2 separate regions of the Homo sapiens genome follow, and region 1 is linked to region 2. The links are chromatin loops, found by intact Hi-C in ENCODE. Cell type or tissue: CD4-positive, alpha-beta T cell. All regions are shown on one strand. Links, peaks and the distances in the headings refer to the core of each region. The heading gives the core; the rest is flanking DNA.

What was found. A loop is a pair of places that touch in the nucleus more often than their neighbours do. Peaks named below come from ENCODE experiments on the same cell type or tissue, not always from the same donor. Only the 100,000 strongest peaks of a DNase experiment are listed, where the experiment ranks them.
Region 1: a loop joins it to region 2, with 5 times the contacts of the local background. A loop is called at or near these places in 2 of 110 quality-filtered maps.

What each region holds. Positions count from the first base shown.
Region 1 is chr3:75,575,927-75,583,544 of GRCh38, reverse strand. No RefSeq gene overlaps it. Among named protein-coding and RNA genes, the nearest start is that of MIR1324, 51 kb to the left of the region's middle. RefSeq lists a silencer at 3,081-3,290. In CD4-positive, alpha-beta T cell, for the core only: no CTCF peak of the experiment used is centred there; a DNase peak (open chromatin) is centred at 3,124; H3K4me3 peaks cover 324 bases; H3K27me3 peaks cover 190 bases.
Region 2 is chr3:75,188,242-75,195,859 of GRCh38, reverse strand. No RefSeq gene overlaps it. Among named protein-coding and RNA genes, the nearest start is that of MIR4444-2, 22 kb to the left of the region's middle. In CD4-positive, alpha-beta T cell, for the core only: CTCF peaks have their summits at 3,398 and 3,597 (motif pointing left); a DNase peak (open chromatin) is centred at 3,609.

The sequences.
Region 1 (7,618 bases), core at 1,241-6,240, 390 kb before region 2:
AGAACGGCATGAACCTGGGAGGCGGAGCTTGCAGTGAGCTGAGATTGCGCCACTGCACTCCAGCCTGGATGACAGAGCAAGACTCCGTCTCAAAAAAAATAAATAAAGTGCTTACTGAAAGGGTTTGAGGGGAGTGGTGACAGTGTGAGTTATGGCTCTGCCGGCTGCCAGTGGATCCAGCCGCTCTGCACAGCTGTGCAAGTGTGTTTTGAAAAGTGGCTCAGGCGGCCAGAAGTGACTGGGTGTAAGTGTTCCTGCCACAACATCTTGTAGCCTGATTGGGGCCGTATTTGCAGAACGCCTAAACCACTACACTTGTTCAGGCTTAAAAATAAGCTTCCTTTTTTTTTGTTTGTTTTGGTTTGTTTTATGAGACGGAGTCTTGTTCTGTTGCCGGGTTGGAATGCAGTGGCATGATCTCGGCCCACTGCAACCTCTGCCTCCTGGGTTCAAGTGATTCTCCTGCCTCAGGCTCCCGAGTAGCTGGGACTACAGGCGTGTGCCATCATGGCCAGCTAATTTTTGAATTTTTAGTAGAGATGGGGCTTCACCATGTTGGCCAGGATGGTCCGATCTCTTGACCTCGTGATCTGCCCACCTCGGCCTCCCAAAGTCCTGGGATTACAGGTGTGAGCCACCGTGCCTGGCCAAACATAAACTTACTTTCTTACATCTTCTGCTGAACTCTATTTGCTTCTTTTCCCAAACGTCTTTATCCAAAACAGCTTTTAGCAACAAAGTTACCCAATGCCCTTCCCTAGTCTCTCCTTGCAACTGGCTCTCAGCAGGGGGTAGGAGGAAATCCTTGACAGAACCAATTTACATGACTGTTTGGAGGACTCTGGCTAGCCCCAGGAGGTGTTTGCATTTTTAAATAGGTTACTAGTGTCAGAATGTTTCATGAGTACGAGCACAGCCTCTATGTTGGATGCCCTGAATTTGAATCTCAGCATGGCCCCTTTGTATATAACCAGAGAATGGATTTGGGGACCCAATGGATCTATCATGACATGAACTTGCACTAATATTCACCTGACCTCCAAAATGCCTATTCTGACTAGTAGACCCTAGTCTCGCCCTAGTGCCAGTTCACAGCCTGTGTCCAGTGATCCTGCACAGATCTCATTAGTTCCTTTTCCCCTGTTCAGTCAGCCTGGTAAAAGGCTGTGTATTCCTTTGGGGGCAGGCTGGGAGAAAAATTGACAGTATAAATTTTTGGCAGTGGAGCAGAGTCCTTTCTGGAGGGGACCTGGCTTCCCATTCGGACACGGGACTCTGGGTCTGTGAACTGGCTTATTTCTGGGAATTGACTGGGGACTGTGACTCTATGATTCAGATTAGACTTCTACTCACCTGACCTAGAACTCTTCTGCAAACACAGATCAAGTAAAAATGTGGCAGGCTTCTTATCTATTTCACTTCTAGGAATGCCACAATCAGCTGGCACCATAGGTCTCTGCGAGTCAGGCTATTCTGGTTGCAGCTTTGACTCTGCTGTCTTTTATGGTAACTGCATCCACCTTGCCTTTGGGGATTGAGTGCTGCAATCACTTGGCCCCGGCCCCTGTAGTGTGCCTATGTCACTTACCCTCTTTATACGTCAGTCTCCTCCTCTGTAAAATGGGCATCGTAATAGCACCCACCCCCAGGGCTGCTGTGAGGTATAGATGGATTAGCATATGGAAAGTAATAGAAGAGGGTCTCAAAGGCCATGTGTCGTTATCAGAATTATTTCATGACAGGGGAGAGCTGGAGGAGAGAGGAAGGTGCTAAGCAGACCCATGTGCTCTCCCACCAGTGTTTCCTGAGCACCTACTATGTGCTGCCCACTGTGAGAGCTGTTAGGGTTGAAATAGGGAGCACAGCAGGATAGGGGCCGCCATCAGGATCTTAGTGGAGAGACCATTGTGCAACATGGTTCCAGTGCTGGGGGTGGGGAAGCTCAGGGAGTACAGGGGCCTAGGATCCTGGGCAGAATCATGGAAAGGACACAGCCTCCCCAGCCTCTCCTGCCTCCACTGCCTCCCTGGCCTCCTCTGCTTCCATGGCCTCTCCTGCCTTCCTGGATTCCCCTTCCTCCCGGCCTCCCCAGTCTCCCCTGTCTCTCCTGCTTTTGAGGTAGGCCAGGAGCTGCTGGTGCTCACTTAGCCTGTCCTGGACTCTGGGTGTAGCACCTCAATGTCCAGAAAATACCCCCGGGTGAAGCTCATCACACAGCCAAGGAAGGAGCTCCACACTGACACTAAGGGTGCATCCTGGGCTCATTCATCAGGGCATGCCTCCAAAATATTTCCCCACATCTCCTCCCTTTGCCCACCTGCATTGTCTCTGTGCCTGAGCCCTGGCTGGGGGCCTGCAAGGATCCCCTATCTCCTCTGTCCCTGCACGGCTGGGTCCCAGGCAATCTGTCTGCCCACCACACCTCTCTCCCCTTGCCCACCACGCTCCAGCCCCACAGTCCTCTTTCTGCTTCTTTCCCAGCCTCTGGGCTTTTGCACACGCTGTTCCCTCTGCCCGAAGAACATGCTCCACTGGGCTGAGAACAACTCTCTGAGATCTCTCTCAGCTGTTGCTTCCTTTGGAACAGCCGCTGCTGCTGTCCCTCTCCCAGCTCCAAGACCTGCTGAGCCTCCTGTCTTTTTCAGTTCCCATGCACCCAGCACTTCTCCTTGGCCTCCTTTTGCCCAATTGACAATGTCCATTCTCAATGCCTTCTCACCCAGCGCTGAGCCCCACTGGGTGAAGGCAATGCCTGTCATGTTCACCACAATATCCCCTCCCCCATCACCACTCCTGGTCCACAGAGATGCTCAAAAAAGGTCTGTTGGTAGGCAATGCGAAGGTGCATTCATGTCATCCTGCAGGCGGAATTCTCCACGAGTTTTGAGCAGCCTCGGTTTTCCCACCACCTCCAAACCATGCAAGACACAGGGTAAGAGCAAAGACAAGGTGGCTGTGGCCGATGTCCACCCTCTCGGGGCGTCCCTTCTCCTCTCTCCTCCTTGGGCAGGGAGACCATCGGGGTGCAACCTGGCTGGGGCGGGGAGGAGGTGCAAGGCTTGGCCGGAGCGGGCCTGGCCACGGGCAGGGGACAGCGACCGCCTAGGCCGGGCAGGTGAGCGCGGCGCAGGCCCTGGCACGGCGTGTCCGCGGTGCGCGCGAGCGGCCAGCAGAGGGCGCCAGAGAGCCAGGAGCGGCCCGCGGAGGAGCCCGCGCCGGCCCCGATGCCCAGCTCCGCGCCGCGCGGACCCACCGAGCCCGCGCTCAGATGCCCCAGCTCAGCCGAGAGGCCGCTCGCGCCGGGTCCTTCCTCTTCCCCAAGTGCAGGCAGAGCCCCCGGAGCCATGGCCAGTCCTTCCGGCAGCTCCGAAGCCACTGGCAAGACCCGAGGCAGGGATGGCCGGCCCAGGAGGGAGGAGGACGACGTCCCTCCCGAGGAGAAGAGGCTGCGGCTGTTGCTGGAGGGAGGGGGGAAGGGCACAGCCCGAGGACTGCGAGGACGGAGAGGACGCGCCGCGGCCGGGCAGGGAGGAGACCGGCACCCAGACAGGTGGCGACGGCAGAGGAGTAAGTGACGCGGGCGCAGGGGTCCGGGGGTGCCGGGGGCGCGGGGGTGCTGGGGACGCGGGGTAGGGGCGGCGGGAGGCTCCGTGGCCGGCCCCGGGTTGAAGTTGGTAACTGAGCGGCAACTCCGGCGGGCGCGGAGTGACAGCTCGTGACGGCCTCCGAGATGTCAGCTGTCCCTTCTCGGCTGTGTGGCTTCGACTTCCTGATTCTCCCACGACGTCCCTGGCCGGGAGACCAGCTGGACTCTGCGGCTAGCCAAAAGGGGAGGGGGAGCCCCGCGTCCTGGGGGCCCCCAGCAGGGGAAGGGGCGGGGGTTGCTCTGGGCATCCTGTCTGGGTCATCTGTCTGGGACTCTGTCGGTGCCTCTCACCTGGCGAGGGGCTTGTGGTGGGGGTAGGGGGAAAGTCCCTGGCGCCAGGCTTGGCCAAGCCCTGCTCTGCTGGGCTGCGGGCTGGCGGCGCTCACCCAGCTCCTCACCTGCCCCGCATCTTCCTGTTTTTCTTCCCTTTCTTGTTGAGCAGCGAGAGTTGAGAGGAGGCAGATGGCTTCCATCCCAAAAATCGCTCTCCTCTTTCCATCCCTACAGAGAGGGACAGAGAGGCAAAGTTCCTTGCATCCCCCGGGGCGCTGTCCCTGTGAGCTCCCGGTGTCTTGCACACGTGGGCCCCTGAGTCACCGGGCCTGTGTGTGTGCGATGGGGCTCTGTGGTCAGCCTGTCCTCCTGGGGTTCACTTTCTGCTTTCCTACCCCAACTCTTCCTGTGTGGCTTTGCTGGCCTTCCAGTGGGAGGCACGTGGGTTTGGAGGGCAGATGAGGGCCCACTGGAGAGCTGTACCCCTCAGTGAGGGCCGCCACCTTGATGGTTTTTGATGGATAATGGGATTGACCTCTTTGTTCCTTCCACATGTTTTTATGTTTGACCATTTGCTCAGCTGAGCTCGTCTTAATAATTTGATTCGTGGTTAATGAGCCCCACATGGGAGAGAGGGCGGCCTTCATTCTGAACCCATTGAAGCAGCACGGGCAGCCCTCTTCGCCATGGGCTGCATCAGAGCCCCCGCTGCCCAGTCTTGGGGTTGCCCCTGGATGCTCTCTGGGAGGCTTGCTCATGGTGACATCCTCATCTCCCCGTGCACTTTACTGCATTCAGAGCTTGGGTCACCTGGACACTGAACTCAGGTGAATTTTCTCTGAGATCCCGGGAGAAGGAGGACAGTTCTCTGGAAGGTTTTCCAGGGCCGATCACGGAAAGGATGAGAAGGGAGAGGTCCTGGTCGGGGACACAATTACGGTGGCAGTGTAACGCTGGAAAACTTTATTGCCTGAAGTCCCTCTCACTCTCTCTACCTCCCTCTTTTACGTGGACACTGCCAAAGACCAGGATACCAGAATGCAGTGGAGTGACCAAGTGTAGTGGGACCTTGGGAACGCGAGTCTGGAACCAGGCGGCTGGGGTTTGCATCCCGGTTCTGCCCCTCCTTAGCTGGCTGACATGGCACAAGCCACTTACCCTCTCTGAGCCTTACTGTCTTCAGTGGCAGATGGATCGGTCAACAGGCCCCATTGCCTGGGTTTGTTACTGATGAGATTAAGGGAAGCTCGTCCATAGAAGCACTTAGCATTGTGCCTGGCACATAGTGTATGGTGGATAAATGGGACTTAGGACTGAAACTCATGCCTTGGTTTGTTTTTGCAGTGAAGTTTTGTTCTGGGGTGCATCACAAGAGACAAGGTTCTTGGCTGGGTGTGGTGGCTCAAGCCAATAATCCCAGAACTTTGAGAGCCCAGGAGTTTAAGACCAGCCTGGGCAACGTGGTGAAGCCTCATATCTACCAAAAAAAAAAAAAAAAAAAAAAAAAGCCAGGTATGGTGGTGTGTGCCTGTAATCCCAAGTACTTGGGAGGCTGAGGTGGGAGGATTGCTAGAGCCTGGAAGGTCCAGCTGCAGTGAGCTGTGATCATGCCACTGCACTCCAGCCTAAGTGGCAAAGTGAGACCCTGTTTCAAGGAAAAGAGAGAGAGAGAGAGACAGACCCACAAGTGTCTTAAGCCAGAATCTCCATGTTAAAATGCTTTCTGGAGGCTGAAAGAATGACATATTGATAATGAAATATTTAAAAGGCAGAAACCCCACTGAATTTCTTGGTCCACAGAGGGAAATGGGAATCGCATGACCTGAAGGATGATGCAGGAACTGAACAGAAACCATCCTTGTTTCCTGAATCTGAATATGGCACCCTCTTTTCACGGTGTCTGTATCTGCTCGTCCAGCAGCCGCTCGAAAAGAGGGAATCTTGATTTTCAAATTTAAAATTTGGCCCAAAGCCCACTGCTGCCCACAATGCCCGCCAGACACATTCCTCTTCCCTTTTAGTTTCTATGGGAATACTCTCTTTGAAGAACCCATGAAGCAGTGTCAGGCTGGTGTGAGGATCAGCAGCCGTTTCTTTGAGGAGGAGAGCCTGTTTCTTCACTCACAGGCCATGTCTGAGTGGATCAAGAAGAACAGAGTGCCCTTTTATGAGATTTTTCTGCGTAGACCATTAACTTGGTAAAAATGTCGAAACCATCCTCGTTCTTTAATAGATTATTTTGGACTTTTCTTTGCAAGAAGCAGCATGGGCATTCAGATGCTTTTAAGGATAAAATGTTCTTTCTCATCCCCAGGCCTGGTGCTCTGGATGGCTGAGGTTTTAATGTGACTGGATGTCCCTTGGAGTGGCTCCCAGGCTGTGATCTTGTGGTTGGGTGGCAAGGGGTTGCTTTATTCGCTGGTGGCTAGAGGATGTTTTAACAGGTAAATCAGGCCCCCAGGAGCCCCTGAGTGCCAAGTCCTGCTGCAGGGCATGTGTTTATGGTGGGGAGGTGGGGGGGGGTGGAGTGTGGAGGGTGGGGGGTGTTGATTTCCTGCCAATATCAGAAGTTTCACAGGCTTCTTGTGTATCCACAAACACCCACCCCATTGAAAAGGCCTAGAAAACCTGGCCCTTCCCAAGCCTTTATTGACCGCTTGTGAATGATCCCAGGGTGTGTCTGACCCACAGCTCCTCCTGGAGGGAGAGAAAAGTCTCTCCTAGGTATTTGGTTATCAACCTCAACCATTGCTGAGCCTTCCTCAAGACCAGGCACCTCGGCAGAGATTTCTGGGTTGTCAGGCGGAACCGAGCATTCAAGGGTAACTCGTTGGAGTCCCTGAAATCCCCGATGGACGCACCAGGTAAAAGCATCCAGGGTTGAAACCAGATCAGGATGGTTATTGTCAGCCTGGGGCTCCTGTAGAGGTGCATCCATGTTGCAGGTATTTTCCCTTCTTGCTGAGGAGAAACCTGGGTTTCTCAGCTTTAGCACAGTCACAACATTTGGGGTCAGACCATTCGTGGTGGTGGTGGTGAGGCTGTCCTGTGTATTGTAGGATGGTTAGCAGCATCTCTGGTCTCCATCTTCTAGGTGCCATTCTACCCTCCCAGCTATGGCTACCCCAGATGTCTCCAGACGGTTTCAAATATCATGGAGCAAGGGAGTTGTACGTGAGCAAAACCACCCCAGTTGAGAGCCATTGGTCTACACTTGTGGAAATCTTTGAGAGTGAGAGTGTTGAGCTTGGGTCCCTGCTGTACCCTTTATGAGCAATGCGGTCTTGGAAAATTAATACTACTCCAGGGGCCTCAGTTTTCTCATCTATAAAATGGAGATAAACGAGATACACTTTCATAGGAAGTTTATATGGGATTTACTGAGATAATAAGACAGTACATGGAAAATGCTGGGCATAGAATTTATTTATTTATTTATTTTTTAAGACGGAGTCTTACTCTGTTGCCCAGGCTAGAATGCAGTGGCATGATCTCCGCTCAGTGCAACCTCCACCTCCTGGGCTCAGGTGTTTCTCCTGCCTCAGCCTCCAGAGTAGCTGGGATTACAGGTGCCCAACACCACACCCGGCTAATTTTTGTATTTTTAGTAGAGATGGGGTTTCACCACGTTGGTCAGGCTGGTCTCAAACTCCTGACCTAAGGTGATCTGCCTGCCTCGGCCTCCCAAGGTGCTGAGAT
Region 2 (7,618 bases), core at 1,006-6,005:
TCAAGGCAGAACAACGTGAAATAGGGAGGGGCTTCCAGGCGATGGGTAGATAAGAGACAAATGGTTGTATTCTTTTGAGTTTCTGATTAGCCTTTCCAAAGGAGGCAAATCATATATGCATTTGTCTCAGTGAGCAGAGGGATGACTTTGAATAGAATGGGAGGCAGGTTTGCCCTAAGCAGTTCCCAGCTCGACTATTCCCTGTAGCTTAGTGATTTTAGGGCCCCAAGATCTATTTTCCTTTCATAGATTCTTATGCATATTATTGTTCTGTTCTTTACCTTTCCTCTACTTGGGTTTGTTAAAATTCTTCCAACTGTGATTTTTGTTTTCATTAGATCTGAGAATATTTTTGTTAGTGTTCATAGGTCCTTAGGCTCTCATATAATAGAAGTTGACATGAAGCCAAGCAAGTTTCCCAGACAAAGCTTTATTAGGGGGTTATGCTGGAACACAAGGGAGACAGTACTGGAGCAAAATTTCTCCAGCCGGCTCCCAGAGGGGAGTGCATTGCAGTGTCTTAAGGAGGTGACATTAATAATTCAAGAAGTAGGTGAGCATCACTACATGTATGGGGTGGAGTGCAGGATGCTCAGGTGTAGTAAGGGATCATGCTAACACATACATCACATGAGCAGAAAATGGCAGATAAGAACCCCCTTGGCAGAGGTTTTAGTGTTATAATGAGGTGAGGGGTAAAGATCGGTCATTCTTCTGGTCTTGTGCACTGCAGATGATAAAGTTACTTTCCCTGAGTAAGACTTATGATGGAACACTGCTTATCTTAGTTTCTTCAAGGTCCAATGGTCATCAGTCAGGAAATGGAAAAAGAAAGAAAAGGAAAAGAAATATATTAGTAAAGGGTGGGGCCAAGTCCCTTCTCTACTCTGTCTCATTTGTACTATTATTTTTTCTTGTCTTTCCTTTCAACTGACTTCCCTATTTTGGGGTCTCTAATGACACATTTATTAGAAAGACTGACATTACCCTACAGCTTCCTGAAGTTCTGCATCTTTTTTTTTGTTCACTCCTTTTTCTCAGTGTTTTATTTTGGATATTTTCAATTGCTAGACCTTGAAGGCCACTTATCTTTTCTTTCTTGGTGTCTATCCTTCTGATAATCACATCCAGTGTGATTTCCAAATTTTTAATATTGAACCATTCATTTCTAGAAGTTCATTTTGGCCTTTGTAATGTCTGTATTTCTCTTTTCATTGTAGTTATCTTATTTTTCAAATCTCTGAATATACCTTTAGATTTACAATAACTGTCTCAAGGTTTTTGGGTACAACACCATCATTTGGGTCTATTTTTGCAGACTGCTCCTTTGCATGTCTGGTAATTTTTAGTTTAATATTGAATAGTGTTAATTTTGTGTTGTCTTTTGTCTTTTGGTATTGGATTTTGTCTTTCCACAGAAGTAACTACTTGTGGATTAACCTTATGATCCTTTTGAAGCTTTCATTCAAGGCACATTATGGCAGGTCCAGAGCACACTTTAATCTGGGACTGATTTTGCCTTGCTACTAAGGTGTATCCCTTTAGAAAACTTTATCAATTTTTCTGTCTATTACAAGGTCTTTCTGTTTTGACTGGTGGAAATGCAAATATTCCCAGCCCTTTGTGAGCTTTGTGAATTGTTCAGCCTAAGGTTTTCCAGTTGTTCTTTCCTCGGTTTGGGGAAATGTCATCCTACTCATACACAGATTAGTTTCCAGCCAAAAACTCAAGGGGACTCTGTGTGCAAATCCCCAGAGCTCTCTCTCCCTGTGCAGATTTTTCTTATCCAAACTCAGCTCTCTCTCCTCTCAGCCAAATAAGATTGCCAGAATTTGTTCCCCTCCCTACACTGTGGCTTGAATAATTTCCTCCAGGCAATAAGCTGGGTCAGTCATATCTCATTTGATTTTCTTCTTTCAATCACCATAGTCACGCGCTGGCTGTAGTCTGGCACCTAAAATCAGTGTTTCGTATATCTCTTTCCAGTTTTGTAGTTATTTAAAGTGGAAGAGTAATTTTGTTGTAATTGGTTTTCATTAGCAGTTGCAGAAGTATTGTTGCAAGTACTTATTAATAAAATAATTAAAATATAAAAGGTAAACAGAACTTTTCCATTTTGCTTCCATTTTTTTCCTCTTCCCTCCCCAGTAGCAATTGTTCTCATGAATGTGGTGCATAAAAGTAAATATGTCATTCTTTCAGGCAGACGAGAAAAGAGGGCTTGATATTGTGAAATATCTACAGGGTCTTCATCCCTGTTTCTTGGCACACAACTCCTGAAATCCTTGGAATCTCCAAAGTGATATCTTTTTGTATGCCAATGATGGATGGATGGCCAGCAGCCCCTCAGCTTTGAGATGGGGACTGGTCACCAGAAAGACAAAGGCAGGGTCCCCAACCTTCTGGGAAGAAAGGGGCCAATAGCCAGTGGTTTAATCAATCATGCCTAGGTAGTAAGTCCTCCCTAAAAGCCCTAAAAGGATAGGGCTCAGAAACTTTCATATAATTAGACACATGGCGGTTCCTGGAGGGTGGCATACCCAGAGAGGGCTGGGAAACTCCATGTTCCTTCCCCCATAGCTTGCTCTATGCATCCCTTCATCTGTTTCCTTTGTAATATTCTTTATAATAAACTGGTAAACATAGGTGTTTCCCTGAATTCTGTGAGCCACTCCAGCAAATTAACCAGAGAGCCTGTCGTGGGAACCCCAACTTGAAGCTGGTTGGTCAGAAGTTCTGGAGGCCAAACCTGTGACTAGTTTCTGAAGGGGGGCAGTCTTGTGGGACTGAGCCCTCAACCCGTGGGATCTGATGCTATCTCCAGGTAGAGAGTGTCAAGATGAAATTGTAGGACCCAACTGGTGTCTGCTGCAGAATGAATTGCTTGCTTGGTGGTGGGGCAAAACCCCCCCAACACACATTTGGTCCCAGAAGTCTTCTGTCTGTGTTAGTTGCTGTTGTTGAGTGTGGCATGAGAGCAGTGGAAAATACAATTTCAGTTCTTTCCTCAAACAGAGGGAATTTAGTTTTAAGGTCATTAGGTTTAGAAAACAGTGTTTGACTAGAAGATTGCATCGGTGTGGATTCAAAGGTAAAGAGAAAGAGTAATTTGGACAAGAATTATTTACTAAATGAGAAATTTAAGTAATAAGGGACTGGCTACTAGGAAGTGAAAATAACGCTCAACAATATAAGGGTAGCAGATAGAAGGAGCAGCTGCCAACCCTTGGGCTGAGATAGAGCAGCCACAGGAAAGCAGCTCCCCTACCCCACCACTCGCCACACACGGCTGGGATCCAGACCTGCGGGAGAGAGAGCTGTGGCTCACTGAATGAAAGAGGGGCTGGCAGAACTTGCTGAAACCTGCCTTCTTCTGGAATTTGCCAGACATTCTTCCACTAGGTTGGCAGTGAAATCTGTTCTCAGGAATGAGTCTCATTGGAGACACTCCAGTATAAACCCACTAGAAGCAGAGACAGAGGGGCTGGTGGATGCCGCTTACCACCACGCATCATAGTTGGGGGGCACCAAAGAAGCTACAAGTGCTGCAGAAGCTGGTGAACCATCACCAATATCAGGAAACAAAATCCTGCTGTGTCTCTCTGGCGCCCTCTACTGACAAGCCTTAACATTGTGTCAGTTGGCAAAGAAAAATAAAGGGCTCAGATCCATTTCACAGAGCAGGCAAAAAGATGGATTTGGAGCTGAGAGGCAATAAATAAATAAGTGACACGAGGATGAGGATAAAATGTCAGATTCATTACTAGATATTTATTTTATTTTAATGTTACCGAAGATAGCCTCATTTAGCCAAATCAAGCAGTGGAACCAAGAAAAATTAGGTCCCCACTTCTAACTTGTTACACTTGAATGTGAATATGCCAATTAGGAGTGAGCCCCCACATCTGAGGGAGCAATCCACAGGAAAAGGCTAAACAAAGAACAGAGAAAATATGTGAAAAAAGACAGCCCCAGAGAATAGCTGGAACTCTGCTTACCCTGCTTAACTGAATGATGCTATGACCTGTGATTCTAGTCCTTGACTTTTCCCCTTGAACTTGGATTCTGGAATTGGGGAAGACAAAAACAAAATTGGTTCATTAAATATCAGTGGTCAAATGAGGCTGTAAATATTTAAGTGTTTCCCATCCATAGTGATATGAGGTGGAAAAATGATAGTATCCTGTTTTGAAATCTTGGAGATAGATAAGGAGAATCTGAGAAGAACTGGGGCTTAGTACTGCAGCCCTTCCCCACTCCAAAATAATGGATCACAAGGAATTTTTAATTGCACTTGTCTACATGAATGGATTGGTTAGGGAAATAAGCTGTTTATACTGCTGAAAAAGTGAGGCCTTTCCCTGAACTCCCGAGAACTATGGAAAAACATTAAAACCACACTAAATACACAGTTTGCCAAATACCAAAAGGGCAAATAATAAAATCAGTATTGAACCAAGTATGAGATTAAAACAAATATCATCATCATAAAATAAAGTTCTGAGAATCAAAATTAAATCCTAAGGGTTTTTTGAAAAAAACTCAATTATTAATAAAATTCGCTGTTGAGTATTTCATCAGTAAGATTTTAATTGTGTGACATTAGATGACAGAAATAAACATTCTTTGGAGTCCTCTATATTAAACAGTAGGTCACTTGCCCCTGGGGTTGTTGAAGGTATCTATATTTTTTGGCTATCACTGCTGGTATTTATGTTGTCATCTAATCATTCAGCTCTCCTTTACCTAAATAAAAGGCACTTACTGTGGTAGATTAATGCGAGGACATTTTCTCTTCCAATTCTGCACTAAAAGATTTAGTCAGTATTAAAACTGAAATCCCATTGAAACAGTCTCACAAACCAACCATTTTTGTACTACTTGAAGAAAGTGCTTTTAGCATATTTTCCAAAGCTGACTCAAGGCGGCGTCCTTCATTTTTTTTTTTTTAATTGTAACATTCTTTTGAAGTACTTGCTGTTTCTCACAATCCCTTGAGACAATTTTGTCTTTACCTTTCATATAGGAGAAATTTGGCAAAGTAGCAATGTTGGCTTTCTAGAAAACAAGGTCATTCTAGAAATACATTTCCTTCCACATTGTTTACATATCAATTACAGTATCTTCCCAGGAGGACAATGAGAGGAGAATCTTTAGAGCAGAAGGCATAAAAAAGTGTTAGCCACAATATTTTTGTCACTTCTAGGATCAGAATATTGTTGGCAATGTGCAAGTTGAGAGATGACAAATGATGTTGAAGTCGTCAGTGGGCTTGTTCTTGAACTAGTCTTGGAGAGATGGTACTCAGGGTTCTCAAGTTTTTTAAGCAGCCTGTCCAAAGCCTCTAGACAGGTGGCCTGGAAAGCACAGAACTTAGCTGAATTTCATGACCTCTGAGACAGGGACCCTGAACGGTTTGGATCCCCACCCAAATCTCATGCCAAATTGTAATCCCCAATGTTGAAGGTGCAGCCTGTGATACTGTCCTCACCACAGTGAGTGAGTTCTCGTGAGATCTAGTTGTTTAAAAGTGCAGCATCTTCTGCCTCTCTCTCTTGCTCCTACTCTGGCCATGTGATGTATGTGCTTCCCCTTCGCCTTTTGCCGTGATTGTACATTTCCTGAGGCCTCCCCAGAAGCCGAGCAGATGCCAGAATCATACTTCCTGTACAGCCTGTGGAACCATAAGCCAATAAAACTTCTTTTCTTTATAAATTGTCCAGTCTCAGGTATTTCTTTATAGCAGTGTGAGAACAGACTAATACAGACCCCCTTATTCCTCCAGTCAAACTGACTCAAGGTGAGCAAAATATCATTTCTTTCTAGGGCTAACCAATCTATTCTTGTTAACCTGAATTTTCTGGAAAATCTGCAATGTCTTTTTCAGTCCTCTTACTTCTTTTTTGCAAAAACACACAGATTTGTCTATCCCCATCAAAGCTTTTCATTTATCTCAGCACCTCACCATCTCCTTTACTATGTCTCCTTCTTCTATTTGTCCTTCCATGTCTCAAATATGTGGTTTATATTCCTCACTACTCAATATTTTCCTCTCTAATTTAGTTTCCATCATTGCCCCTCTGCTAAAGATAAGCTCAACAATTTGTTAATTCCTTTGAGTCACTTTTCTTTAATGTTAGTCTTGGAGGTGGAGTGGAGACCTTACTATGCCATTACATTGTTTTTGCTTAAATGAATATTTTACACCAGATTTGCATGACACCATAGCGAGAGAATTCCTTTTCTTTCTTTTTTAAAGAGGCTCAACCTCTTTTGATTAATAGCTTGCCCTCAATTAGCACATAATACGTAAATTCATGAAAATTACAAAAGCAGAAGAGAAAACATTATCTGAACTAAGAATTTACCCATTTTATTGTCTTTTGAAAATCTTAGTTAGTATTACGTCACTTAATTTAGAAAAAAAGTTACTCTAAAATGATATAAATATTAAATCTTAATGAACCCAAGAAATGAATTCCTTTACATAATAGAGGTATAAAATATTAATTTAAATGTCAAATTTGACCCCTTTCACTATTCTGAGACTCTGGCAAGGGAATTCAACATACACATGAAGACTGGTACAAATCTATGCTGTCTGAAAGCTGTTAAGGAAGCATTATCTGTCTCTGATGGACTCCACACAGAATTCACCATAATAGCTGTTCAAGCGCATTCCACCCTCCTCAATACAAAGCAGGGGAATTACACTGCGGCTAGATGTTAACCCATGGAGCTCGGTGCATTTTAGCTTCTCAGGGAGCTCCAGCTGCAGTTGCACAGGCAGGAATAAAAGACAACAACAAAAAAAGAGAGAGGAGCCATAAGTTCCTGGTAGTTTTGGGGGCATCTATTTGCTGCCCTCTGGAGAACTAAGAAATGATATCCAACAAGGTCTCCTTGAGGCAAAAAGAAAGGCATGTGTCCAATTTAGTACGCTCGTAGTTATTGGCATGGGTATATCTGGGATCCTTGAGGTAAGTGCATAAAAGATGCATGAGGGATGATTGTAGCAGTCATTTCAAAAGGAGGAGAATTCTGGGGGCCAAGCTTCCCAGAAGGAAATGTGGCTGGCGATTTGACAGTAACATGGAACCAGAGGCATAGCAGGTACTAGCAGCAGTAGTCAAACTGACAAGAAGAGGAAAGTACGGCACAACATGTGGGAAAAAAGAGCTTCCTAAAGATGGGGAAATAATTAAGTGATCTAGCTACTGAGAACTGTGTGTGAAGAGAGTATCTTGCAAGCGGATAATTTTGCAAAGCAGAAGATGTAGATAGGGTATATGTTGCTTACAAAACAGACCCTTGGATTGGATTTGGCTTTCCTTTTATATGCTGCTACGCATACACTAAAATTTTTACTTTTTCTTTTTCTTTTTTTCTTTTTTTGAGATAGAGTCTCGCTCTGTCACCAGGCTGGAGTGCAATGGTGCGATCTCAGCTCACTGAAACCTCCGCTCCCCCAGGTTCAAGCCATTCTCCTGTCTCAGCCTCCCCAAAATTTTTACTTTTTGAATAACATTTGTATGTCTTGCAATCAGAAGTAACAAGCTCCTACTATGTACTTTATTTTTGGTCATAAGGAATGACGCCTTAAAGAAATAGAACTTAT